Linked DNA regions of Homo sapiens: region 2 is linked to region 1. Evidence: read pairs that join two places in POLR2A ChIA-PET (ENCODE). Cell type or tissue: A673. All regions are shown on one strand. Links, peaks and the distances in the headings refer to the core of each region. The heading gives the core; the rest is flanking DNA.

Region 1 (4,398 bases), core at 213-4,212:
ACAAATACTGCAGAACTTCACTAATATGTGGAATCTAAAGAAGTGGAATTCCAGGCCGGGCACAGTAGCTCACACCTGTAATCCCAGCACTTTGGAAGACCAAGGAGGGCGGATCACAAGGTCAGGAGATCAAGATCAGCCTGGCTAACATGGTGAAACCCCATCTCTACTAAAAATACAAAAAAATTAGCTGGGCCTGGTGGCGGGCGCCTATAGTCCCAACTACTCAGGAGGCTGAGGCAGGAGAATGGCGTGATCCCGGAAGGCAAAGCTCGCAGTGAGCCGAGATCATGCCACTGTACTCCAGCCTAGGTGACAGAGTGAGACTCCATCTCAATCCATCTCAAAAAAAAAAAAAAAAAAAAAAAAAAAGTGGAATTCCTAGAAGCAAAGAGTAGAAAGGTAGTTAGTTACCAGTGGCTTGGGAGATAGAAAAGTGGGGGAGTTGGGGAGGTGATGGCCAAAGGGTTCAAAATTGCAGTTATGTAGGATGAATAAGTTTAGAGATTTAAGGTACAGAATTAGAACTATAGTTGATAATTTCACATTGTAGACTGGAAATTTTCTGAGATGGTTGTTACTCTTAGGAAAAGCCTTATATGGAATAGAAAAATCCAAGCTGGCCTAAGGCTGACCACACAGACACTGCCAGAATCAGGCCGTTGTCTTACCCTCAGGCTTGTGTAAGTGGCCCTGACTCTATCCTCATTCGTCTACCTAGAGGTAGATGGGTCAACGGTGGGAGCTAAGTCCTGGCCTACATATAGCCACTTCTTCCAGGGTCAGACTTATAGCACTGGCTAGATGGAGTTTTGATACATTGTTAACATTATCAGTTGCCCAGAAGTGACATCAGATGAAGCGAAAATATTCCCTGTCTTTAAACTTTGGATCAAATTTAGCTCCCACCTCCATTCTTAACATGCAGGTTTGAAGATCAGTTCTGACACTAACAAGCTGGGATGAGGTTGGGGTGGAGGGTCCATGGGTGAGGGACAGCACTTAATTTTGCTAGACATGCATTTCCTCAGCTGTAAAACAAAAGTTTTGGATTAGACTAGGGTGACAAACTCTATAATAGACTGCAATTGTCCCCCGTTTTACAGAGGAGAAAACAGAGGCTTAGAGAAATGAATTAACTGGCCTGACATTGCATTTCTAGCGGCAGGTGGAACTAGATATCGGTCTCAGGAAAGTCTGACTTTCCTCTGGGCTCTACTCCGCTGGGATGTGTGGTGCACTGGTGTGGCCATTTCTCAGCCCAGCCTTTACAAATTCCTTTCTTTCCACAGCTGGACCATGTCCAACCCTGCTCTGTGAGCAGCACCCAGTCCTTAAGAGTCCCGGCCCAGTGCTCCAGGACTCAACATAAATTCCCTTGAGTGGCTGGTCCCCCCGACCTAGAACCCAGTGAGGGTCTCAGCACAGTACCCTTCCTCATGTCCCCAGCCTCTGCCATAGCTGCATCCCAGTGATGTACTGAGCAGCTCCACTACATCTCCCAATCCTCACAGCTCTTCCCCACCTCCTAGCTCTCCCTGCAGAAATCTGGGTATTGAAACAGTCCCTGTCAGAACTCCTCCACCCCTGTCAGACACGCGACGCCAGCTCCTGTTCCAGGTGCTGCCTTGATACTCACCCTGGCTGCTGCGCTGGACTTCCTCTCAGTGCCTGGAAGGTGGGTCCAACCTGCTTCCCCCCTGGAGTGGGAGTGGTTCTGAGCTCAGTTTTCTGTAGTATGCTGATTTCTGGCACATTTAAGTGGTCCCGTACAAGTGTGTTCTTTTTTTTTTTTTTTTTTTTTTTGAGACAGAGTCTTGCTGTGTCGCTAGGCTGGAGTGCAATGGCGTGATCTTGGCTCACTGCAACCTTCGCTTCCCGGGTTCAAGCGATTTTCCTGCCTCAGCCTCCTGAGTAGCTGGGGTTACAGGCATGCGCCACCACGCCTGGCTAATTTTTGTATTTTTAGTAGAGACGGGGTTTCACCTTGTTAGTCAGGCTGGTCTCAAACTCCTGACATGGTGATCCGCCCTCCTCGGCCTCCCAAAATGCTGAGATTACAGACATGAGCCACCGCGCCCTGCCACAAGTGTGTTCTAAGACATGCTGTAATACTGATGCCCACCCCCAACTCCTTCAAAAATAGGAGACAAGAGCCATCATAGGTCTTCCTAGGCCAAAGAACATGCTGCAAGACATCACTCCTCCAAGAACACGGGGATTTGGGGAAGAAAGGACTGGTGAGTATTTCTAAAAGTTCATTTCTGAGGAATTCTGTTAGTAACATTATAAGGAGTTAAATAAAATACTCGCTGGAGTTCTAATAGGTATTTCCATTAACAGACCAAAGAGCTGGAAAAAAAAAAAAAAAAAAGATCGTACATGTGTAAAGACTGCCTGGTCTCAGGCAAGCCACACAACCACTTTGGACCACAATTCTTTGTCTCTAAATGCTCGTCTTGACCCCTGCTCTTCCATACCCATAAGCTTATTGTGAAATCGAAGTGGCTTATAAATCCTAAAACAGTGGTTACAGATGAAGTATTTCTGATTCCCTGACATGAACTTGCTATAAAATGAATTCAAAGTCTAGGCAGGACTTACCCTACAAGAATTAGATATCATTCTTTTCAAATTAGGGTAATTTTGGTTTGGATTTAGATGGGTCTTAATTGACTCTTGTATGAATATGTTTCCTATCACATGTTTGAAATTCTCTTTCTTTAGATTAAACAGCATTTTGCTTTTAAAAAATAAAACTGAAAAGCATTTTAGAATAATCACTTTGGTCTTGGTCCTAGCCTATCCATATTTCTGCCTTAAACATTAAAATAGAAAGTATTTGGGGAATAATTAAATTGTATCTGGTGGGATATCTCCCCCCAGTGAGAGAGGAAATGGAACAGGGAGATTTGAAGCAGGCCTAAGAATATAATACTGTGCTGCTGAGCTACAAAAATCCTGCCTGATTTGTAAATTTGCGTTTCCATGGCAACACAAGTGTGTAGTTAAATAATCCTCACTCGTCTAGTACTGAATTCCAGCAACTCTTCCTAAACCTTCATCCTATTCCAATCCCACAGCTGTTGCCATGGAAATGATCAGATAAGATTCAGTCCTAGAGGTAGATGGGCCAACAGTGGGAGCTAGTCCTGGCCTACATATAGCCACTGAAATATTAGGTTTTGCTTTGCTTCCTCCCAATCTTCAAATCACAGAAAGCGGTCGCTTCAAATGAGAGGCTAATTTAGCATGATGTCATGACAATCAGTCTTGGGGTTTGGGCATGTGGAGTAAATGAGGAAAAGTTAACGCCAAAACACTGCTGGGGAATGGAAAAAATCAGAAATGCTTTCCTCTGACTCATTTTTGGAAACTTTCTCCAAGAATCCATTACACCAGGGTATTCTCTCAGGAGGTGGGTGTCCCAGATGCAATTTTCCTAGGCTGGTCCCTGCCCTACCAGGAGGTTAGGTCACACGGGGCCACTCCCCAGGTTTGACAGCCGAGGAGTACCCGTTCGTTCGTTCTGCATTGTTCATGAGGAGTTCTGTTTTTCATAGTTGATGGGAGTTTATAGTGTGCCTCCGGGGTTGACTCTGGCTGTGTCAGCAATGTCTTTAGGACTGACAGAATTTTTCCGTGCCGCTATCAACATCTTTGTATCATGTGCATTCTTGCAAACAGATTGTTTGGGAAGACCTAAAATTTAAATCATTGTTTCTAAGCAATATCCAGAGGATATTTTGTTTACATATTATAGAAAGAAGCAATACTTTGTCTCTTTGAACAGTGTGATCTCATTTATTGTGAAATCTTTGCTGGATACTTCCCTGAAGGGGAGGGGTTAGGCCAGAGTCCAAAGCAATTTTGCCTTTCAGTGAAGCAGATTCCTCGCAGTGTGTGAGCCCTAATATGTCATATGAGAAAAAGACACACCTCACAGTAAAATACGAAATCCCAGTAAAATATGGAAGGGAACTTGAAGTGTCTCTGGAAATCCAATGAGCAGTTTTCAGATGAAGACGCTGAGGCTGGGGTTTCCAATATCTCACGGTTTAGGACTCATGGGTTTTTCTCTGGACTCCCCCTCATGCTGCCACTGCTTTAGGGAAAGATCCAATAGGTACAGCTATCTTTATTTTTATTCTCCTTTTTCCTGGACAGCTCCAGCAGAGTTCCTATAGTGTGGTTCTTATTATTTCCTCTTGGAAGCTTCAGTCATATATGCTAGACACTGTTTCATAAATTTTCACATGCCTATAATTTGTTCAATAAACACTCGCTGAGTTAATATATATATTACATGATTTAAGGTATCATTGGAGTGTGATATAGCTTGGATTCATGTCCCCAACCCAATCTAATGTTGAAATGTAATCTCCAGTGTTGGGGGTG
Region 2 (4,398 bases), core at 330-4,329, 120 kb after region 1:
GGTTGAAGGAGCAAGGAGGATGTAAGAGAATAGATGTGTTTCTAAGTCCACATCTAGATTTGAGCATGTAAGTGGGATATTTGACATTGATTCGTTCAACAAATATTTGCCAAGCCCCTGTGAGAGCCAGCTTCTACTGAGGACTCAGTGGTGAACATGATCCAGTCCCTGTCCTCAAGGACTTTTCATTTTGGTTTGGATGGCAGCAAAAAATAGAAAATAAAAATAACAAATAAAGAAAGAACATGCTATTACTACAAGTAGTGACGTGTGCTATGAAAGAGAATAAAGCTGGGCGAGAGGACAGAGAGTGGTGTAGTTGTTGGGGCATGCATATTCTAGGTAGGGGCCCCTAGGTGGAGGAATCAACCAGCAGCCATGGATTGGCACATGCCATTCAGTCTTGTCTCCCATCCCATCCAATGAGAAAATCTCAGCGCCGGATTCCCTGAAACACCTTCCCAGCATGAGTGTGAATATGTCAAAGAACAGAGAGTTTTCTAGGTTTTCACAGAAGCTGTTTCACTGCTGGACAGTTCTAAACATGTAATAAATGTTTTTCTTGAGCTAAAATCAACAAGTTGAAGTCCATATGCCAATTCTCATTTTGGTTTCTGGAACAACGCAGAATAAGGCCTCTTCCTCTTCCGTGTGCTGATAATAACAGCTGTTGTTGATTGAGAATGACTCTCTACATGGAGCCGCGCTTTCCAATATAGGCGAGCTCCGTAACCGCAGCAAGCATCAGTCTCTTCATTGGTAAATCAAGAGTAGCAGTGCTTGCTTCCCTGGGTTGTAATGAGGATTAAATTAGGTAATGCTTATATACACAGGAACTGAACCACATATTGACATAGCTGATCTCAAATGATACCCAAGAGTCCTGAGCAAACTCTTCAGTGTTGGCTTCCTATCAGGTTCTTTGCATATTAACTTGTTTATCCAACACTTACTGAGCCCTGATGAGTGTCAGGCAGTGTTTCCAAAGCAGAGGATACAAAGATGAATCTGACATAGTATGTGCTTTTGGGAATGGCAAGGTCTAACGGGAGGGACAGGAGAGTAAACAAATAATTACAGTTCAGCATAGAAAGTGCTATAATGAAGTGCTACAGAACTCAGAGCTTGGAGACACCAGCTCTGCCCAGGAAGAAGAGGCACTGCAAAGGTTTTGTAGAGGAGCTAATGCTTGATCTGAGTCCTGAAGATGGCCAGGATTTCCCAGGCAGATAATGAGAAAAGAGCTAGAAAGAGATGTAACAAAAAGCATCCCTAAAAAAAAAAAAAAAAAAAAAAAGGATGGCATTCAACCACTCAACAGAGTCTCCTTTTTTTTTTTCCCTGAAGTAAGATTAATATTGGAATTCTGACTATTTTTGTCATCTTTATTACCAAAAGATAATTAAAAAGAAAGAATTGTTTAAAGGGTTTTAGGTGGGTGCATTAATTTTTTTCTTACCTAATTTGCTTATCATAAATTGGAATGAAATGGAAAATATTTGGAATTTTTTAAAATGCAATTATTGTATACCTTAATATTCGATGCATAAAAATAATGCCATGTTGGTATGATGTTTTGGTTTTTCCAAAACTAAGAACCAAAATACAACAATTAAAAAATGTTATATTTAATGGGAAGACCAAGTATAGTGGTTTGAAGAAAAACATTTCCACCACATGGTATACTGCAAGAACAGCTTCGTTAATTTAAACGAAACATAGAATTTCTTATCAGGTGCTTGTATTTCCTACAATTCATTAAAATAATTGCATGATTGCTTTTTAAAAATTCCCTTATCTGAGCACAACAGAACATTCTTGTAACCTACCTAAGAACAATTTCTTAGAAAAAAGATAAGAGAATTCAATAAGATGTAATATCCTACAATGGTCATAAGGTGATCCCATAGAAATAATAGCAGAATACAAAGGTAACTATCAATCTGGATCTCTTAAATTTCCTTTCAGCTCAGTGATTAACAATACATCACCCAAATCCTGTTAACTAAACAGGATTAATTAACAATCCTCTGAGTGTTTCAAGGGTCCGGCTGATGGTTTTTCCTGTGACTTCCTATAGACTGTAAAGTCCATAAACACAGGAACCATGACTGTCACTCTCAGTTTATTCCCAGAACCTAGCATAGTGGCGTTCCACCCACACAGTAGGAGCCGAATAAACACTTACTGAGTGAATGAATAATATCATCAATTTTATATATTTGTAGCTTCAGGAACATTTAAAAAAGGCAGCCTACAAATACGGTACTGAGGACCAGTGGAGTCACAGCTTTCAGAGTAGACCAGAAATAATCAAGAACTCACCAGTCAATACATATATCACCAATATAGTTCATCAAATGAAGATCTATTTGAGTCAGGAGCTTCTGTTGAAATTTAAAAACACTCTTAGAGATACAGATATACTGGTCACACTTTAATGCCATTTGCTTTAATCTTACACTCAACAATAATTATTCAGACTGATATCTGAAATATAATTTTTTCACAAGTGTATGGATAAAGGTTATCTTTTCTTTTTTTTTCTTTTTCTTTCTTTCTTTTTTTTTTTTTTGACGAAGTAGCGCTCTGTTACCCAGTCGGGAGTGCAATGGCCCAATCTCGGCTTACTGCAACCTCTGCCTCCCAGGTTCAAGCGATTCTCCAGCCTCAGTCTCCCGAGTAGCTGGGACTACAGGCGCGTGCCATCACACCTGGCTAATTTTTCTAGTTTTAGTTATCTACTAATTAGTTATCTACTAATTTTAGTAGATAACTAAAAATACAAAAATTAGCTAGGCATGGTGACAAGCACCTGTAATCCCAGCTATTCTGGAGGCTGAGGCAGGAGAATCGCTTGAACCCGGAAGGCAGAGGTTGCAGTGAGCCAAGATCACGCATTGCACTCCAGCCTGGGCGATAAGAGTGAGACTCTGTCTCAAAAACAAACAAACAAGCAACACAAAAAAAAGTAATGCAAAACCTAATACTACAGAGCAGTCTATCCAGTCCAGCCAAACAAGGCCTGCCCTCGCCGGAAACTAGTTAACCACAGTCTAACTTGCTGATGTTTTATCAGAGCTTAACTGAGTTGGGGAAAGGGACATACTAGCAATCCTGTCCCAAATAAAGGAGATGGGGCTGGGGGAGGAACTGAGGAGCACTTGAGGTTCACAGCCCAGGGGCACAGGCCCATTGAAAGACTCAGACCTAATCACAGGACTGTAAAATGCTCCCCCAATACCTTACCACCATGTTATGAAGGCCTATTTCTAGCAGTTCTCTTTACCCAGTACATCCTGTCCAGCTATCCAGATAACAGTACAAGGCATACTAAAAGGCAAAAAACACAGTTTGAAGAGACAGAGCAAGCAAGAGAACTAGACATGGCAAGATGTAGGAATTAGCAGACAGAAATTTAAGACAATTATGATTAGTGTGCTAGAGGGTGTAATGGATAAAGTAGGCTGAATGCAGGAACACATGGACAAGGTAAGCAAAGAGACAGAAATCGTAAGAAAGAAACAAAAAGAAATGCTAGAGATATAAGACACTGTAACAGAAATGAAGAACACCTTTGAGGAGCTAATTAGGAGACTGGACATGGCTGAGAAAAGAATTTCTAAACTTGAGGATATATCAATAGAAACCTCCAAAACTGAAAAGGAAAGAGAAGGAAGACTGGAAAAACAGAATAGAAGATTCAAGAACTGTGGGACAATTTCAAAAAATGTAAATATGCAGAATGGGAATACCAGAAGGAGAAAAAAGAGAAAAAGGAATAGAAGAAATATTTGAAACAATAATGACTGAGAATTTTCCCCAAGTTAGTATCAGACACCAAACCACAGAGCCAGGAAGCTCAGAGAACACCAAGCAGAATAAATTTCAAAAAAAATTACACCCAGGCAAATCATTTTCAAACCATAGAAATTCAAAAGTAAAGAAAAAGTCTTAAAAGAAGCGAGAAGAAAAAAATACTTTACTTATACAGAAGCAAAAATAAGAATTACATCTGACTTTTCCCAGAAACCACACAAACAAAAAGGGAACGAAGTGGAATATTTAAAGTGCATTGAGAAAAAAAAAACCAAAACAGCAACCTAGAATTCTGTGACCCGCAAAATTAACCTTCAAAAGTGAAGAAAAAAGAAAGACTTTCTCAGACAAAAAACTTGAGGGAATTCATTGCCAGGAGACCTGCCTTGCAAAAAATGTTAAAAGAAGATCTTTAGAGAGAAGGAAAATAATATGGGTCAGAAGTTTGGATCTACATTTAAAAAAAGGAATAGCATCATCAAAGAAGGAATACACGAAGCTAAAATAAAAACTTTTTTCTTTTATTCTTAACAGATCTAACAGATAACAGTTTGATCTAAATATTAATGCAACAATGTA

What was found. Peaks named below come from ENCODE experiments on the same cell type or tissue, not always from the same donor. Only the 100,000 strongest peaks of a DNase experiment are listed, where the experiment ranks them.
Region 2: POLR2A ChIA-PET joins it to region 1 with 12 read pairs; 1 of 35 experiments calls an interaction of 5 or more read pairs at or near these places.

The regions. Positions count from the first base shown.
Region 1 is chr15:91,691,195-91,695,592 of GRCh38, forward strand. No RefSeq gene overlaps it. Among named protein-coding and RNA genes, the nearest start is that of SLCO3A1, 160 kb to the right of the region's middle. In A673, for the core only: no CTCF peak of the experiment used is centred there; a DNase peak (open chromatin) is centred at 3,847.
Region 2 is chr15:91,806,473-91,810,870 of GRCh38, forward strand. No RefSeq gene overlaps it. Among named protein-coding and RNA genes, the nearest start is that of SLCO3A1, 45 kb to the right of the region's middle. In A673, for the core only: no CTCF peak of the experiment used is centred there; a DNase peak (open chromatin) is centred at 2,069; H3K27ac peaks cover 1,973 bases.